2 separate regions of the Mus musculus genome follow, and region 1 is linked to region 2. A link is a loop called in an ENCODE intact Hi-C map of the cell type or tissue named here. Cell type or tissue: left cerebral cortex. All regions are shown on one strand. Each heading gives the region's core, and the rest is flanking DNA. Links, peaks and the distances in the headings are about the cores only. Region 1 overlaps Rgl1 (ral guanine nucleotide dissociation stimulator,-like 1). Region 2 holds the start of Rgl1 (ral guanine nucleotide dissociation stimulator,-like 1).

What was found. Hi-C counts contacts between places; a loop is a spot of excess contacts. Peaks named below come from ENCODE experiments on the same cell type or tissue, not always from the same donor. Only the 100,000 strongest peaks of a DNase experiment are listed, where the experiment ranks them.
Region 1: a loop joins it to region 2, with 2.2 times the contacts of the local background. A loop is called at or near these places in 11 of 42 quality-filtered maps.

The regions. Positions count from the first base shown.
Region 1 is chr1:152,549,517-152,559,322 of GRCm38, forward strand. Rgl1 (ral guanine nucleotide dissociation stimulator,-like 1) reads right to left here. Exons shown (of 18, transcript NM_016846.4): 5 at 7,887-8,071; 6 at 4,780-4,904; 7 at 2,905-3,120. Among named protein-coding and RNA genes, the nearest start is that of Gm51749, 14 kb to the left of the region's middle. In left cerebral cortex, for the core only: no CTCF peak of the experiment used is centred there; DNase peaks (open chromatin) are centred at 4,774, 6,807 and 7,252; H3K27ac peaks cover 686 bases.
Region 2 is chr1:152,620,138-152,629,943 of GRCm38, forward strand. Rgl1 (ral guanine nucleotide dissociation stimulator,-like 1) reads right to left here and starts at 5,080. Exons shown (of 18, transcript NM_016846.4): 1 at 4,847-5,080; 2 at 3,681-3,791. The coding sequence starts at 4,873. In left cerebral cortex, for the core only: a CTCF peak has its summit at 5,260 (motif pointing right); DNase peaks (open chromatin) are centred at 3,975, 4,648 and 5,000; H3K4me3 peaks cover 2,943 bases; H3K27ac peaks cover 1,335 bases.

The sequences.
Region 1 (9,806 bases), core at 660-8,659, 71 kb before region 2:
GCCCTAAGACTCCATGAGGAAGACCACTGTGCCCTTCCGGCCTTCCGAGAGAGCTGCAAGCAGCCGCCCTAAGTTCAGATGGTACAGAGAGCTCCCGGCATGAGAGGTGTATACAACTTGGCAATAAAAATTCACCACAAGTTGAACTTCAGCTTTCATGGTCTTAGCCAAGGGGGGAATATTTTTATACACATTCATTTGGTTTCAAATTGGCTTGTCCCACAATCATAAACATTCAGAAACACCTTGGTACTTCAAGGCTTTCAAAATAACTTGGGCTTTTAAAAATAAGATTCATTTTGGCAGTGTTTTAAAACAAAACAGAGAAAGAACAGGAAAGATTTTGGCTGTCATTTTTCTGGGTAAGAAGAGAGGCTCCTTACTTAAAGGTACCCTACCCTAAGGGGCCAAACTTGTCAGTGGCCCTAGAGGCAAAAAACCCTACACATAGTAGGGCCAGTAAAACAGGGAAAGGATCCCATTGTTGGCTGGCCTGGAGGTGTGGCCACATCCAGTGAATGTGCTGTCTGTCTAGGTCAGAGGAGATATTTCATAGGTACGCAGGAGTGCCATGTATGGAGGTCTCACAGCTGAATGCAATACAGGGGCACATGTTTGGCTTCATGCTGAGCATATCAGGCAAGAGGTGCCAGGGTGGTTGGGCATAAATGTAACTTGCTTCAAGAATCATTTTTCCTAAGTGATTTTAATCTGGAACATGAAGTGAAAACAGAATTGTCCAATTTGTCATGACAAAATTTTGCACGCTAACCAAACCTCAAATGTTTTCTTCAGAGTAAATTTCAATGTACTTCATAAAAGTCATGCCCAGTCTTTTAAAATGTTCTGGAATCCCATTTATTTAAAAAGAAAACAGAGGAGGAGGGAGGGAAAGAGAGAGGGAGGGGGAGAGAGGGAGGGGGGAGAGGAAGGAAGGTAAGATATAACAAGTGAGGGTGAAAGAGAGAAAAGGCAGAAAGAGGGAGGGAAGAAGAAAATAAGAAGGGAGAGAAGGAAGGAAGGCAATGGCAGTGAAGAATATGAGAAAGGGAGGGAGGGAGAGGGAAAGAGACAGCGGGACAGAGGGGGTTGTAGCCCTGCTGCTGTCTGGAAACCTCTCTCTGACAGCATGGTTCAACAAAGGTTCAGCATCTCAAAATTATGCTCTAAAAATCAGGAAACTTGCAATAAATAAAGACACCCAGGCCCCAATATATCATGTCCATCGTAATAACCATATGGAACACATTATTCAGTAACAGGCTGGGGCTAAGGGCTTACAGGAACACATGAAGCATCCAGTCCTGTTTCTAGAAAAGGAGGTATATTCCAAAGGATGCAGTGTAAATCCAACACTGCAGCAGAGGCCAGGCCAAGGAAACACACCCATATTAGGTCAGAAATAGTTTCTACATGTAAAATTAATATCATTTTTCAAGCTTTTTTTTTCAACAGAAATCGACTATGACTAATGAAGGAAGAATAAAATAAATCTTGGCAGAAAACCACCAGCAAGTCTTAGCATTTTATGAAGTTATCCTCCAGAATTTCAAGAGACATAACATACTCAACACTGGGAGAAAACCCATTGTCCCAGCAAGGCTAAGGACTCTGGGCTTTGTGCACATGCTATGGGATGGGAAATATACTTGGAGTTATTCAGAGTTCTCTTATCATGTAAACACACAATCTATATTTAACTTCAACTGAAAGTTATGATCTGAGTCACTATGCCCACACAGGGCTGTCTAAGGAGTTCAGTGAATTCGAGGCATAAAGACCATTGGCTTTTGGGACATAAATGTTGGAGAAAAATATTTTCTTACGTTTCTAAGAAGAAAGAGACACCCCATGCCAGTACCACAGTTACATTAGCCTTTTGCAGTTACTTTTGTGGACTTTCTTTACAGTGCCCACGCTTTGTCCACAGCTGCAGTTACTTTGTGGACATTCTTTACAGTGTCCATGCTTTACTTCTTGCTTTTTTTTTTGGTCCAGATACTGGCATGTGTGGGGAAATAAATAGGCCATCTTAAAGCCTCAAAACAAGGCAAAATCTCTGAAACTATTGTGGCTTTGCTCTTTGGTCAAAAACAATAAAAGAAAATGTGAAAGACTTGGGTGTTGTGTCCTATACATAGGGCATGGTGGAAACATGCATCTAATGGGACACGAAACTAACCGTGTTCTGGATGAGGCTTAGCTACGTTAGCTACGGCCCAGAACAGGCTGATGGGGAATTTCTACATCAACTAATTTCATGGTCCTTCTCACTGGAGCTTCTTCTTGCCTAGAAGAAAACTTTCATCTTAAGAACCTAAAGTCCTACTCTTTGATAAAGTGAGATCCATTCTTGCTTTCTTTCTTAATTTGTTTATGAGTACACTGTTGCCACCTTCAGACACCAGAGGAGGGCATCGGATCCCATTACAGATGGTTGTGAGCCGCTGGGAATTGAACTCAAGACCTCAGGAAGGACAGTTAGTGCTCTGAACTGCTGAGCCATCTCTCCAGCCCCACTACTGTCTTTTTTGATCTCGATACTCAGAGGTAACTTTTCCCTCCTCCACCTCTATACCATTTCTATTGCTGACCCCTGTCTTGCAAAGGGTGAGGTCACTTCAGTGAGTCTGGCTCCTGTACAGCTAAGTCAGTTGTGGTCTCTCTTATTATAGCCCTAAAGTATACTGTTATAACTTGAACACACTAGGAACTCACAAAATAGATCAATGACAAGTTAGAGACTGTGCCTTCCTCTACACAAGTGTTAGACACAAGACACATGTGGGGTGGGAATGGTGGCTCTGACAGACTAGATTCTAAGCCTCAGCAGAACATAATTCATGTCTGATGTCAGGAAGGCTGTATACCAAACACAAAGATAAGTTTTTAAAAGGCAGTTACGTGAGCAATGTTGATCCACTTCTCGATGACTCTGGCTCGCTGCTGAGTTTTGAGTTCCTTGCTCCCCAGGACGGTGCTGACAACACACTTGGTGAGCGTATTAAACTGAGAGATGGTGGCACGGATCGTAGGAGCCAAATGCTTGTTTTCCTTTTTATCCCGCTGAGACCAAATACAGCCCAGGCAATGGTGAGGCACTACCTTCTTGAATAGTTGCTGAAACAAAAGAAGAATTGACATCAGGAACACACGGGTGCTTTATACAACGTGTCATCTGGGACATCTGGAAATTGGTGGCTTGTAAGTGGACAAGTCATCTTTCTCTGCTTGCCTTGCCACATGGTGTCCATCTTAACACACAAAATAAGTAATGGATGAATGGATCAGAAAGGCCCACATGATTTATTGTTTGTTTTTGTTTTTTGAAACAGAAGCTCTCTATATAGTCCTGGCCATCCTAGAAGTCGCTATGTATACCAGACTGGCCTCAAACTCACAGAGATCTGCCTGTGCCTGCCTCTCCAATGCTGGATGGAATTTAAGGTGTGAGCCGCCATGCCCTGACTTCCATGTGATCTTTTAAATTTGCTTAACTGAGGGAAAACGATGACCAAAAGAAAATTTAAATCATCAAAGCCATATTTATCTTCCCGCCTCGCCACAAAAGTCAAGTAACTCTCGTACGACGGTGCTGCTAATGAAAAAAGGAAACTGAGAATGGTCATCTGGCCAGACACTCAGGAACACCGCTTCTACCATGCAAACAGATGCTCCGCGGCCACCTGGAAAGAAGTCCGTGTAAGCATGACACATGCCGAATCTCTCAGTGCAACTGAGTCTCATGTTTCAAAGCAGAGAAAGAATCTAACAAAGGGAGAACAATCAACCTCACACACTCGCAGAAGAATGGGGGGTCTAGAGACAACCTCACACACTCACAGAAAAATGGGAGACCTAGAGACAACCTTACACACTCGCAGAAGAATGGGAGACCTAGAGACAACCTTACACACTCGCAGAAGAATGGGGGACCTAGAGCCTGGTTTTCAGGTCTTTTCCTTAAAGCAATAAAAATAAAATATTTTTTCTTTCCCTCACTCTAGCAGTTACACAACAACAAATGGCTGACTAGGTCAGATTCTCATTTGTACAACTGAATATAGGGTGTATAAAAGCTGGTATAGAAATATGGCCAGCGTGTGCTCAAGATAGACTACGTGATCTACTTTCCATACTTGATCTGCATTCCCATTGGATGGAAACTTTAGCCAGTTCATATGCTGCAAAAGCTAAGTGCCGAAGAGCAAAACCACCGTGGTAACTGCTAATTCTTTGACTATGTTTTCCAGCAAACTCCAAGCTATGAAGTGTGACTAACACAATCAAATGTGCACAGCACACAGAAACGGTCAAAATTCAAATGTGCAGGAAGCACACGTGGAGATGGGCTGCCAGATATGGTCACATGTGGGCTCCATGGGCTTACTTCAAACTGACTCCGGCTTTCACCCCTTTACAGTCCTTCAAATAAACAGTTCGGCTCTTGAAATATTTATGAGTCCAAAGGGAGAGAAATACCCACAGCACAAGGTAGATTCTGTTTCGCTAGGATTAGAATTCTTACTTCCCTCTGTGACCCGAGCTCTGAGGAAAATGCACTTTCACCCAGGGCTGCAAGAAGAGCCGAGGCTTAAATTATTCACACGAATGATTCACAGAGCCTTAACTCTCCTTTTACAGACACAGACTCTCTCAAAGACTCAGTAGGACTTGTGGCACACTCCCCGTGCTGCCCACTGCCCTCTGGGCCAACAGTACTGCCACCACCCCACGTTTTAAGTAGAGACACATCTGAGATACAGTGAGAAGACCTACTGCGTCCATGTAGGTCAGCTGTTCTGCCACGAGATCTTCTGAGAAGTTCGTGAATTCTGCTGACCCTCCGCTCTCCAGTTCCTCTTCCTCTTCCAGGCTGAAGGAGCTGGTGTTGAGAAGTCCATCTGTCCACGATGGGAAAACAGTCAGTATGGGGGTGCCTTGGTCATAGTGTCAAACTACACTTCTTTCATTCAGGAAGAAAAGGGCTAACTCTTCAGAAAACCACAGGTAGAGACGAACAAGAACGATATATTGGAGCAAAATGGAGATACAATCCTGAGTATTCTCGTGTTCTTATTAAGCTCAGAGAGGTGTTGAGTGACCCCTGAGAAATCACTCAGAGGCTAGCCCAGGCAAAAACTAAAGAGGCAAAACTGAACACAACCTCATCTCAGCCCCCATCAACTCCATCAACATTTCCAGGACCAAACCAGCTAATACCTACACCCCAGCCCTGCAAGCCTTGATTGTTGAGCCACAGAGAGCCAGATGCCTAAAAGACTGAGCAAGGCGGCCGGCCAAGGTTTGGTAAGGTAGGATAGGTCATTGGGGTTTCAGAGATGTGATGAGACCTGTAGTCCTTTTAACAATACTGAGCAGACTCAAATGCTGCTAAATCAAAGGGTTGCTGTCAGCTTTCACATAGAGAGTGAAAAGGTGAGAAACAGATTGGAAATAAATGCCCTGGCACCCTATACTGCTGGTCATCCATCCTAAAGTTACACAGCTCAGAGCCTAAAGAAGTCAACGGGAATCACTGCCCAGGAGCCCATCTGAAATGCTGAAGGGCCGAGCTCCAGCCTCCTCTTTGAAGTCTCCTTCTCCCAGGCCCTCTCATTCCCACCACACTTCTTGGTCCCTTTCAGTCAAAGCTGAACTTCTGCTGGGGCTGGGGAAGCCTAGCTGCACACAGTGGCATCCAGGCAGAAATCCAGTTCCGTGTTACTACTCCCCCTGCCTGGTTACGTTTTTTAAGCCTTTTCCTTCTCTTTATGGGGGACGCTGTTAGGCATCTTATATTGAATTGATAGAGCTTCTTCAAAGCTTCCATTGAGAAATGGGGTGCTCAAAGTGAGACTGTTACCTGTCCAGTACCATGTGCTACCTGCCCGCTCTGGTGGCAGGGCTGTGATTACAGGACTGGCTCTGGACCTCAGAGCTGAACGTTCTGTTGTGAATGGGACTGGTAGGAGAGCTTCACTATCTATTCCTGTTATCCTGGATACAAAGCAAAAGCACCCATCAAAGAGCTAAAATCCCACCCAGTGGAGGATGCTAGCGCCTGATGTCAGTACTTCTCCACTCAACTCTGGCACTTTCTCATTCAGTGAAGAAGAAATCGGATGTGCCAATCAAAGGTTCAAGGAGCCTTCTACCCCTCCTGATGACTACAATGTACTTTAATACCTATAAAACAATGCAGAAGCTGTCCAGCTTCTGCCAAGGAGAGTACAGGGTAAGGACTAACATCACTCACTCACACATTCATTCATTCATTCATTCATTCATTCCTTGTAAATCTGGCATGCACCTAGAATGTCACTACGTGTGAAACCTGTGATCCTTTCTCTCTGGGACCTGGTCTATGCTTTCACTGCTCCTGCCTGAGTCTCCAGGGGTTATGTACAAATCTCTATGCACAGTTTTACTTTTGCAAACACACAGGAAAGCTCACTGCTTTCCAGAGTATGACATGGGGGCTGGGGGGTGAGAGGCACAAGGGAACTAACTAAGCTCCCAACATTCCTCTTCAGGAATGGAGCCTATACTTCATAAACAGGGCCTGGAGCATTCTTGATGACAACTGCCCACACTTAGGAAAAGATTCATTCTTGGGTATTGCCTAAAAGTTTTTGTGAGGTCAGGCCACCTCCCTAGTCCCTGCCTCTGCCTGCCAAAAGAGCTCTGCCCTCCATTCCCTGAGCCGGAGAGGACCAATGACTGGTCCCACTGGTTCCCCAATTAGGCATGGGGCCAGAGGCAGCCCCAGTGGGGCGAGCTGGGCTCCAGTGCAACAGCAGCAGCAGCAGCAGCGTTTTCTACCAGAGCACAAAGCTGGGCGGGCAGGCGGGAGGAGGCCCTGAAGGGAGCTGAGGTCTGGCAGCTGGAGCTGAGCTTCCAGGGTATTCAAGCATTCCCGGCAGATGAAGTCATCTGAGATACAAAGCCTTTGGCAATCTGAGCCAAATGATGCAAGTGCATTCCCCTTCTCTGGTCCCCAGTCCATACAAACCACTCAACAGGTACCGGGTAGAATTTAAAGTCACTGTATTTGCTTTGGCTTTGGGGTAGCATCCCTTATCTGCGTTAGGAGCCATTTCCTTTCCCTCACTGAGGAAACCGGACATTACTTCAAGGAAATGCCTACCAGAAGTTCCAAGTGGGTCAGCTGCCATGGCAACTGTTACCCAGTGCCTCGGTGAAAGGCTATATCATCACGCTGGAGCGCGATGGAACCTCTTGACTAATTTCTGCAGAGCCTGGCAGCCAGCACACTCTATGGCCAGCAGTGGTGGCTCTGCATTTGTCCCTGGAAGCTCGAGGTCAGCCTCCAATAGGAAAAAACAGCCTCAGAGACTTCCTTCGATTCGGTCACTAGAGACAGTCGATGTCAGCAATCGGGGCTGCCAGGGGACATGACACTAATGCTTTTTAGGGAAAAGGAGGAACACCTCTTCCAAGCTTTTGTGAGAGGGACGTGGACTTGAACCCTTGCCAGCCACACAGGGTTGGTTGGTTGTCGCCCGTTTATATCTGATAGAACACATTAGGCAGAGAAGAAGCCCATTCATGTTGATAAGAGAAAGTTTAAAAAAAACAAAAACAAATCAAGAAAACCCTGTTCCTGGTAACAGTAGGCACCCTGGGCAATTACTTAGCTTCTCTGAGCTGGTTTTACAATTTAATCTTTAAAATCATAAATCCAGCCTTGAAAATCCCTCTTTTCACTCTGAAACCTTAGGGTTCTGAGGTTCACAGTTCAATAATTTTATACCTATCCCAATTTTCTGAGGGTACCAGGGTTTCTTATTGAGTCAATGAATGGGGAGCCCCCACATTGCAGAGCCCAGTAGAGGTTTCCCTGGGACCAAACAGGTACTCACTGTCGGAATCCACGTCCTGCTTTTGAAACTGTTCAAGAAGGTTCTGTGCTCTCCTCTCTGGGTCAGAGCCAGGCATCATCTGTTTGAGGTACTCCAGCAGCTTCTGAAGGCAAGGGAAGTGAGGGGGCTCCCGGAAGTCTTCCGCACACTGGTCAAGCCAGGCCCTCAGGATGGAAGCAATGGCACTGGGAAGGAGAGATGGAGACACAGTGAACACAATGCTTACGGGACTCGAGACAGGCCCTGGACCCCACAGCTGGTAGCTGAAGAGGGTTGGGGAGACTAATAATGTTTTGTTGTTAGAAAATCCAACCAAGGCAGACGAAAGATGAGAAGAGGATTTACTGAGTTCCAAACAATCCAAACACAAGCCACTAACTGTGCATTTGCTCAAATTAAAGACCAGAAAACCAGGCTATCAAGATGACACAGTAAATAAGAAACTTTCTACCACGCCTGACAACTGAGCTCAGTGATGCCTGGGTCCCACACAATGTTAACAAGTTGTCCTCTGACAGCCTGCACTGTAGCATGCTTCAGCTAGCCCTTCAGACTCCCACACAAATAGATGAACAAAGGTAATAAAACAGAAAAGTAGCCTAAAAGTAGCCGTATTGATAACTTAGGACATAACTGGCTACCACTAGGCTAGAACTCATCTGGAGTAAGAAGTCTCCAGGTTAATGGGGAAATGCCTGTTTAATTTTAAAAACATCACTAGGGTTTTGGCACAAGGACCAAAGCTTTCCTCATAAAGTTATCCCTTTGTTTCTCAAATTATAATGAGACGGCGTGTCAGGAACCACTGGGTGATGGAGTCACAAGGTTCCCCGGGTGTCAAAGCACAAGAACAGCCAGATACGCTCTGGGTGCTTGGTGCGCTACAGACACCTCCTGAGTAACTAAGGGTGTTGCCTGTAAGTTACGGGGAGCTCCTCTCTCTAGAGCAGAGTCAGAGCAATGACAAAGGGGTAAACTGCAGCAGGGCCATTACTCCACGCTTCATCGTCAGAAGACTTCAAAGACACTTCAGTGTTAGTTCCACACCAGGCTAGTCTGCCTCCCTAATAAAACAACTCCATCGAAAGGGATGTTCACTGATGCTGGCTGGAGAAGGTATCAGGGAGAATCAATAAATTCCTGTGCATCCCAAGGCAAAGAAACCACACTGTCTTAGCTACAGTGACAAAACTCTTTCACCCACCCAAAAGAGTGTATGTGTGTAGGTCAGAGGGTAACCTATGCCACTCCTTAGGAGCCATCTGCCTTGTCTGTTGAGATGGGTCTCTCATTGGGACCTGGGGGGTCACCGATAGGCTAGGATGGCTGGTCAGCAAGCTCTAGAAATACTCTAGGCTCTGCTTCCGCAGCAGTAGGATGATAAACACATGTCACCACATCCAATTTTTTTTTTAATCCACGGGTGCTGGGGAATCTAACCCAGGTTGTAGATCTTGTGCAGCAAGCATCTCACAGGCTGAGTGATCCCTCCAGAACCACAAAAATGTTTTTTGAAAGGGTTTGGGATATAGCGGTGGTACAGCATCTGTCTAATGTGCACAAGTATTCTTTGGATTTGTTCCACAGAATCAGAATCAAAAAAAGGAAAATTATAATTATCTACTACACCTACACAAATTGTTCATACAATTAAAAGCTAGAGTAGAAGTTAGTATCCAGTGTGCAGAAGCCCAGCAGCCTGTTACAGTGACTTAACTCCCAGCTGCACTTTCCTACCAAAGAGCTGAGCTGTAATCAGGACCGGCTGCCACAAAAGTCCACTGAGAGTTAACTCAGCTTTTGGAGGTCAAGTACCAAGAGCAGTAATGTCTACACGGTGACTGTTTCTCTCTGTGGGCATCACTGTTTCACGTCTGTGGTCTATACGGCATCTAGGATTGCTAATATTTAACTATCTAC
Region 2 (9,806 bases), core at 865-8,864:
GACACGGTTTTCTGCACCATCAATCTGTCCTGTTTTGAAGACTCCAAAGCTCCTTCCCTGAATTCTTTTGTTTTGTCCCTTCAAGGCCTTTGTCTAAAATGTACTTTTCCTGCTTCAGGGAACACTGGTATTTCTCAATTCCTTTGTTCCTGTCACTGTGGAGGTACACCACAGTACTGGCATCGAAGACAAATAGCACAAGTTGACCATTTGCCTTTCCAAAATTCTACAAACTAAGAGAGTAGTTAAATAAAACTAATTTTTAATGTCTCTTCCAGTCCTGGACCTTTATGTTTCTGTGTTGTAGCTGAAGTCACTTTCCTGTGAGAGTTTCAAGTCGACAGAACGGCCCAACTTAGATATCATTGTAAAGAAAAGGTAGGTCAAAAATGTAATGCTATTGTCAATATACACTGACAGCATTGCCAGTGGGCCAGGCTACCATTGTATGTGTAAGTAAACCAGGCCTAGATCATCCTCAGCATCTATCTTAGGACTGACATAGTAATTTCCTAAAATGATCACAAACTAAGCACAAACTTAATCAAAATAGAATTGTATGACTTATGTGTTTGGGTTTATGTTCTCATTACCTTATTTAGATGTATTAGTTTTAAGTGTATGGGTGTTTCGCCTGCATGAAGGTATGTGATTTGCATGTGTGCCTGGTGCCCACTGAGGTCAGAAGAAGGCACTAGATGCCCCGGGAACTAGAATTACAGATGGTAGAGAGCCACCATGTGGGTTCTGAGAACCAAACCCAGGTTCTCTGCTGGAGCAACAAGTGCTTTTAACAACTGGCCATCTTTCTGACTCAAGCATGTAATTATTTAGCTTCACTTCCTAGAACTGAGTATTAATTATCCTGAGATTTTAGCACTAGAAAAATAGAAAAATTATACTCCATCTTTTGAAACTTGGTTTGGTTTAGGGCTGCTGCTGCTGCTGCTGCTGCTGCTTCTGTTTAGAGGGGTTTTGTGCAGCCCAGGCTGGTCTTTAAATCACTATGTAGCAGAGGATGGCCTTGAATTCCTGATGTTCCTGAGTGCTAGGCTCGCAGGCATTAAGCTTTTTGAAGAGCACTCCAGACACAACACCAAGACTCCGCCTACACTCACATGCTATAGAACCTCATACACATCTTTCATGTGCCACTTTACACATCCCAAGTGTCGAGCTTATCAATTAGATACACATCACCATAACACACCTTATAATTTACAGCTCAGGTTATCATTCAAAGCATAAAGAGGACCAGAGGGCTACGTTTTTCAAATCCCACACCAAGAATTATCCCTAGGGGAGGTATGCTCTAGTCTCCTTGTTCTTGTACACCAACGCTATCCTCAAGAACTACGGGAACAGCCTTAAAGCCCTGGACAGTTCTTGACAACAAATTTGTACCCATATACAAATTTAGCCTCTACTATTTCTTAACTACATGACCCCACAGGCAAGCGGGCAGATCACGCTGGGCATTATTTTCTTTGTATATAAAGATGAAAGACAGCATCATAATACCACCTTCCCCATAAAGTTGTTGTCAGATGCCAGTGCGCACGAAGCGTCTTCCCTGCCTTACCTCAACCCCATTAACTCTAAAAGTGTTCACTTTGAAGAATTCTGAATGGGTTACTGGAATGTAGGAAAACAAACACGAGGAAGCCAACTGGGTACCAAAGAAAAGGATTTCATAATTGCTGTGGCTCAATTGGTTGAGTCATATTAAATTAAGCTGGGATTTTTCAAGGACAAAAAAAAAACAGAGCTTCCTCACAGGATACCTAAGACAAGAAATCAAGTGGCATCCCAGGCTGAGAGGTCCAAGGACTGACTTTTGATGAGCAGTGTGGTGTCTGTGAGTCATTTGTTCAAAAGGAGGAGGATAGGATTCCTCTATGAACCAAAAACAAGCTTACATGATCTTTCTTCTCAATATTTCAGATCTACAGTTTACGTCAGAGCCAACCCCTCTGAACTCTATATGGCTATGGAGAGAGGCAGGATGAGAAGGGAAGTGGAGTCAATGAGCAGAATAACTGGTAAGAGTCACTAATGACTTCTGGCATCTAAAGGAAGGACGGTTTATTGGGGGTAGGGTCCCCTCTATTGCTCACACTACAGTCATTGCTACCATATCTGGCTAAATATTAACACTGCCACCCATGCAGCATTTTACATCGTTAGAAAGAGTAGAAAAGCCTGTCACAGTGGTGCATGCCTTTAATTGCAGCACTCAGAAGGCAGAGGGAGGTGAATCTCTGAGTTTGAAGCCAGCCTGGTCCACAGAGCTAGTTCCAGGACAGCCAGGGCTACCCAACACCAATAAATGCAAAGTCTATTTGAAGGCAACTGGTTTAGAGCTTATTAATCATTTACAAATAGCCACACAGGTCAAAACCATAGCAACATCACATTGAAATACTGTATATATACATAAAGCCCCCAAAAGCAACAGAGTGGTTGGTCAGCAGTCTAAACACAGTTAATGTTAGGATCATGTTCTGAGTAAGGTGCTTGCTCAGTAAGTAAAGACCTCTAGTGTTCACTGAGAAAGTGCCTAACTTTGCAGACTACATCTTCAATGTCACTAGCAACTTACCATCCCGGTCAACAGTGTCCTGATCCAAGCATAGTGGCAGGAAAATCCTGACTTAAGGCAGGTTGAGAAGGTCAATGCGGGGGTTGGGGGAGATCCAATGTCAGCAGCCACGGCTAAGGAAGATAGGGCTCCTGGCTTCCTGCCTTTGACTATGAGTCTTACAAGTCATATTGCCTCCGCTCCTCCCAGGAAGCCCCGTGCACTCCGCACTCATCTGGGAACACTGCTCCAAACCCTGTGTGCTCTGAAACTAAGGTTAGTAGGCTGCGATGCAAGCACACACTCCTCAGTGCTTTGAAGACCATTACCCACAAGTCCTGCCTCTCTTCAGACACCGCTATGTTCCTCCCTGTGTCATCTGTAACTACTCTCTCTCCACTCTCCCACATGTTCCTGATCCCACCGCCAGGCTCTCTGCCTTGCATAGTCCCTTCATTTGGGATGTGTTGAAAGATTCATTGGTCGAATTAAGAACTCACATGACCTTCCCCAATAGTTTATGGAAAGCAGATTTTTTCCGAGTGTCTGCCACCGACTCCATACTCTACAGGCAAAGCCCCAAGACTAAGTATATATCAGTCTACTCCCATTCTACAGAAAGGAGGTCACAATGGGAAACCTTGCCGCCCCTCAAAGGAAGCGGGTCTGAATGGCCTCTGAACTTCTGGGAGTGGGGACTGGGCTGTTGGCATCACTGTGTAAGGAGGAGAGAGAGAAAAGGTTATCTTCTGGGCACAGCGGTTTATGACACATGTAGAAGCTAGTAGTGCTCTCTGACCAGGTCTCTGTGTGTCTGTCCTCTTCTGCCACAACACCCCCAGCCTGTTTGCCAAATACCTCAAGATGTTTCCGGAAGGTTCTGAATTATTGACAGACTTAGGGAAGATGCTTAGGAAAACACAAGTCCTAAAACAGACCTGTCCAGCTAGAGCAAACACTTGGCCATCAGCAGTTTCCTTTTTAAGACTAAGGGGGAGAAAAAGGGGATGGGGGGGGCTACCTTGGCTAAATAATAATGATATTCACAGAAGAGCAAAGACACTGTTCCAAAGTTCAAGATCTCGGAAGCGCTACTCACCCCTAGCCATCTCGCTCCTTTATTGGCCGCCTGTTGAATCTGGACTCTTTTGAGGGTGACATGGTAAACAGCTCCTTCCTCTACCTCTTCACCCCAGTCCTGAATCGAGCTCTGCCAGGGACAGGATAAAAAGAAAGAAAAAGAGGGTCGTAGTGTGTGTTGTTGTTTTCTTCCCCCTTGGCTAACCACAATCTATCCCAGCTGCTTCCCTGCTTACAAAGGCTCTCCAAGCCTTTGAGTAAATCCTCCAAACAGAGCAACACAGGACACCCTGCAATAGGCAAGGCTGAGATTTTCTTGGCTGGCAGCCTTTTCCTGCGGTATCAGGAGCCTCCGACTTCTCCCTTCTCTGGTCAGTTACTTTTCCTAACCTAGCCACGTATCTTAAATCATCTTTTCAAGTTTTTTTTTTTCCTTCTTAAGGAAACTGTGGTTTAGTCCTGATCAACTCTGTCCACTTAAGTGAAAGGAAAAAATAACTCATTTGCAAAAACAAGAGTTTATACTTCTCAAAGTACACAAACATTTGAGCAATGTCGATGTTAAACTCCCTCAAACAAGTGTTTTAATACCAAGAGCCCTCTTTGGGAAGTGAAGTTGTACCTCTTTTTCTCCTCTTACTATTTTGAAACCCAAAAAAAAGTTATGTGGGGTATGGAAAGTTTTTATTTCCAGAAAGAAAAAAGGAAAAGAAAAGAAAAGAAAAGAAAAGAAAAGAAAAGAAAAGAAAAGCCCCTCTGGCAAGTGCCGAGAAAGCAAAACATCTTCATGCAGCTTCCACTGAAATTTACACAGCGACCCCCTGGATAGCCATGTCGCCAGCTAAACCTCGGATCTGTGTTAAAGGGCTGCCGCTGGGAAGCAGAGCGCGGCGCCGCTCCCCCAGACTGAGTTCTGTCCTTTCCAAGTTCTGCTCTCCTGACACGCATCTGCCTGTCCCAGACACCCCGCAGGCGATGCCTGAGAACACAGGCATCGTTTCTAGGGAGAAGAGGCACAGAGAGGGGAAGGACACAAAGCAGAATGAGAAAGCTCCTCTTAGAGAGTGGGGTCCGGGTGGCTCTGATCAGTTAGACAGTGCTCCAACAACCCGGCCCGAGAAAGCGGGAGATGGGACGAGTCCCCCAGCAGAGAAGCGTCAGGGGAAGGCGGGGAGCTGGCGTTACCATTTTAGCTTGCCAAAGTAATTTCATTCTCAGTTTTCTTTCCGGCACACGGACGCTGCATGGTGCGCCCTGCTCCGAGGCGGTCGGGGCGTCTCTCTGGCCCGGCTCCGGGTCCCCGCGCTTCCCACGCGCCTTGCTGCCCGACTGCCGCCGCCGCCGCCGCGCGCGACCGGGCCACAAAGGAGCGCCGGCCAGCGAGCAGGCAGCCCGGGAGCCCGCGGCAGCAGACTCCTCCCCGCCGCTCCGTGATGTCAGGCTTTCCTGTTTGTGCTTGTGAGCGCACTCTCCCTTTCGGAAGCCCCGCGGATCAAGGGAGCAAGCAATCGTTTCTCCAGCTCAGAGTGGTGGGGAAACGATGCTTTCAAGTAGACCGCTTCATCGGGGTTTCCTGGTGGCCACCAGGTGACAAAATAGAACCATGTGTGCCATGGGACATGTGCGCAGCCTCCGTCTGCTTTACTGAAGGAAACTGTTAGGGATTAGGGATTCTTGTGTGATCTGCTTGCTATTTGGAATTTACAGCAATTAAATCAGAGTCCCCTCGATTTGGGGGGAAGATTTTCATTAGGATAAAGTCAAAAGCTATCTGGGTATCTAAAAACCGTGCCCAGCGGCTCTACCCTGCCCCGCACCTGCAACTGCCTGGACTTGTTCCTACTGCCCACTCTTGTTTGTGGCTTTCTTGCTTTTTTTTTCTTTTTTTTAAACAAAAGGTGGTCCTGGCTAGCCTTGAACACTTAGAACTTTTCTGGCAATCCTCCTGCCTCTGTCTCTTGAGTGCTGAGATTACAGGCATGCATCAACTCCACCACCCAGTCTGATAAGGCTTACTGGCTACTGCTGGTGAGAGCAGAGAGTTTTGCAGGATCTGACAGTTTGTGACAGAGGCCATAAGTGGTCCTAGGGGTTTCTGGAGCCTCTGTGAGTAGCCATGGGGGGTGTGCACTGTGGGGACACAGAGGGATAATCACTGTAGGGAAAGCCTTTCAAAGGACAATGCTGAAAAGAATTTTATCTTAACACAATAGTCTGTGGGGGACAATACATTACACTTTAAAAGATCTAGTTTCAATAAATCAACAGCAAGAGATAGCCCATAGTCAGGTAGCCAAACTGTACCTGTCAGAACTCCACACCAATTACAAAAATGTCATGTTTTACACATGTCAAACTGAAAAGGACCTCCTCCAGATTGCTGTGCTGAGCTTTGGTTAGTACTGAATATACCATGAGCTGAAAAGTTAGGCAATCAGTGCACTGATGTCTCCAGAAGGGCATCAGAAATGACAGAGGCTACACCAAGCAAGCAAAGGATCTCTGCACACTGAAGGATGTCTTCAAGTCAGTCAAACGCTCCTCATAAAGACCCATGCTTCAGGAGTTCAAGACTGTAGAGAGAATGATCTTTTACAACCAAAGTGGATGTTTCTATAATTTAAATATTAAACACACATACACACACACACACACACACACACACACACACACACACACACACATTCCTTCTGCTGTGCTCAGTACTCAGAACAGAGTGTCCCAGGAGCCAGAGGGAAAACATGTGGCGGCCCTACCTCAGGCTTCTTATCTGCCTCAGGGCCCCAGGTCACACCTAGATGAGTCTCCTTGGTGATTCTGAAGACCTCAAGAGGCAGCCCAGGACAGATGAGCAACACTTCAGTTAATTTCACCACCGCTGTAACCTAATCTGTGCTGCAAGTTTTAAGACTGTTGAAAAACTTCTTCACAAAAGCAGTTTCTTCTCCAGAAATTCCTGGGAAAGGTGGCTTGGGCCTCACAAGCCTCTCAGGCTGTAGCTCTCCCTTCTTCTCATCCTATTGACTTGGGTTCTGGCTGTAAAGGGAATGACAACAGAACCCAGTTCAAGCCCAGCCTTCAAGCCCAGCCTTAAGAGTGGAAGTCAGAGTACATTTCCATGGCTTCCCTCCGATTTGCTTCCTTGGCTACAAAGTAGGACAAACCTCACAGAATTTCAGAAAGGGTTAAATAAAGAAATGTGCAAGTCACCTAGTGCACGGAGAGCTGTCCAGAAGGCTCCATTTTCTCCCTACTGCCCTTCCCCCTTAGGAGCTGTAGGCCGGAACTCCATGAAAGGCTGTCATGTCTGCAATGTACAGAAATCTGAAATGATGTCTTCCAAATTATATTCAAGCTCCAGAGAGACATGCCAAGAATGATTATTTGTGTTTGTTCCTGGGAAGGTGTGATTTTGTCACAATCCTTTTACGAAGGAAAGAAAAAGATGAAAACCAAATAGCTGGACTTATATGATCTAGAACTATCAAATGTTGAAGTCAACAAGGGCTTTTTCCACTTATTTTAAACTATTTCACTTAAAATGAGCGATAGGCCCCAAACACAGGATGCTGTGCACTGCTGCAGGGGACAGAAAAGGATAAAGATGGGCTGGAGCCTGCTCGGGACTCTGGGACTGATGGGGAAGTCTAGCAGTGAAGTGTCTGTGCTGTTCCTTTAGTGTGCTCCCTGGAGCCGAGCAGAGGAACACTCAACTGTGAACCTCTTTTCTTTAGCACTTTTAATCCAGGAAGAAAAAAAGTAAAGCTGTGGCTGAAAAAATTTTTTCACTTATAGGCAATGTAATCAATATTACCCTTTTGCTAGGGTTTTTGGATTAAAGTACTAGCTACAGCGTGAGGAGCATACGCCTATAACCCATTTATCCATCAGTGTGAATTGACTCAGCTAGTAAACACCTTACCCTAGACTCAGACCACCAAAAAACATTTCTGAAGCTTTGGTGTCTGACTCTGTTTTTTTTCAATAAGTTCGTTTCCAAGTATCTGATTCTACTTGGTGCTATTATGATTGGCTTTCCTAATTTTAATTTTAGGTTGTGGTGTGACAGGTGTGTGAATGTGCACAGGTCACAGGAAAGGCACGGTCACGTGAGCTGGCTCGTGCGAAAGCCAGAGGTTGATATCTGGGTGCCTTTCCATAATTGCTTTTCAAACTCTCTGGGAAAGGGTCTTTCACTGAAACTCAGTTTGGGCAGACTGGTTGAACAATGAGCTCCCAGGATCATTCGATGCCTGCTCACAGCCCTGGAGTTACAGGCCACCCTGCCACATGCAGCATTTACACGGGTTCTAAGGTTCCAACCTTGGCAAATACTATGTCCACTGGGCTACCTAACCAGTCATTTCCGCCCCAGTACTAGGGATTCACAATTAATGTTTGAACTTTGGTTCTGTGTTCTGTTATTTTAATGTACTTGTCCATTAGTTCTAATTGATCTTCTGTTGATATAAACAATTAAATAAATACCTATTTGTAATCTTGAAGACTTAATATGTTAACCCATATGTTAAGTCCATGTTAACCCAAACTACCAACCATCAGAAGCTCTGAACAGAGGATGACAAGAGGAACGACATCAAGGCAAACAGCTTCTGCCCAGCAGAGGAATTCAGCCAGGCAGAAAAGGCAACCTACAGAATGGGAGAAAAAAAAATTTGCAAAAACACATGACCAATAAAGAATTAATATCCGCAATAGAAAAAAGAGTCCTATAACTCAATAGCAAAAGAATAGCTATAATCCAATTCAAATGGCCAACAGGCCTGAGTAGACATTTTAGAAAAATTTTATAAAAACACCCACAAGTAGATGAACACATATCTTGTGTCATTCACCAAAAGGGAAAAGCAGGACAATGAGGAGTATTACGAAAATGCTATACTGTTTTGTACACTAACTAGAAATAAATTTTTAAAGGAAAGATGGAAGGGGGTGGGGAAGGAAGTGTTGAGGTTCACGTGTTAATGAAGATGCATACTGTATACTGTTGCTGGGAACGTAAGCAGTGCCCACTATGAAGAAAGTATAGATGTTTCTCAAGTTAAAAATACATAAAATGCAGCATGCCAATTGTGGCATTTATAAAAGAATGTATTTCCAGATCTCTAAGAAACGCTTTACACTCCCATGTTTATTGCAACACTGTTCATAATGGCCATGCTACCGAGACGATCTGGACGCCAATCAACGGATGAACAGATAAAAGTAAATGTGATGCAGTGGAGATTCTCCAGCTTTTAAAAAGACAGCAGTCCTTTTAAAGAGACTACATGGGTGGAACTGGAAGATGCTATGCTAAGGGAGATAGGCCAAGCTCAGAAAGGCAACCTGAGAGCTCCCGTCCATGAAGTCACCAAACACACAGAAGCAGAATAGAGGGGTGTGCCTGGCAGGGCTGGGAGTAGAAGATAGTGGTCACAGAATGTGAGGTTCAGTTATAGGAAATAATTTTGCACTGGACCTAAGCTACTGTTGCCTGAGTGCAGACCCTATGTTAGTATCATAGCAACAGTAACAATGGGGCAGGAAGAAACATGGAAGAAAATGCATCTGTCCCTGGCCTTGATGGTAATGATGGTTTCATGACTATGAACTGATCTCCAAGCTCATCAAATATAAAAAACACTAAATATATACAGCACGCCACATGTCACTCATACCTTAATGAAGTCACTTAAAAACCTTGCCTTAAAGATGACAATGCCATGTGAGATGACTAAAATTAGCGAGACCTTAGCTCTGTCATCCCCAAACTCAAGGCTAGACTACTCTGGCCTATGCCCAGTCAAAAGTTTAGAGGAAAGCAGTTCTAAGAGAGGAGTAGCAGCAATAACTGTGGGAAGGTGTGTGTTACACCTTGCCTTACAGTGGCCAAGTAGCAACTGTCTCCACCCACCCACAACTACTACCTAAGGGCAGCCTTTCCTATTCACTGCTAATAGATTTTAAATGAAACTGGTAAGAGGCATTTGCAATAATTTTATTCATAACTAAACCTTCAGCTACCTCTAGGTCCTTAACAATCACTTGGAAGGGAGATATAAGCAAATAAAACAGATACTTAACTTTTAGCTCCAGCAATATCTAAGTGTGGCTGCAGCTACTCCATCCTATGGACAGCCCA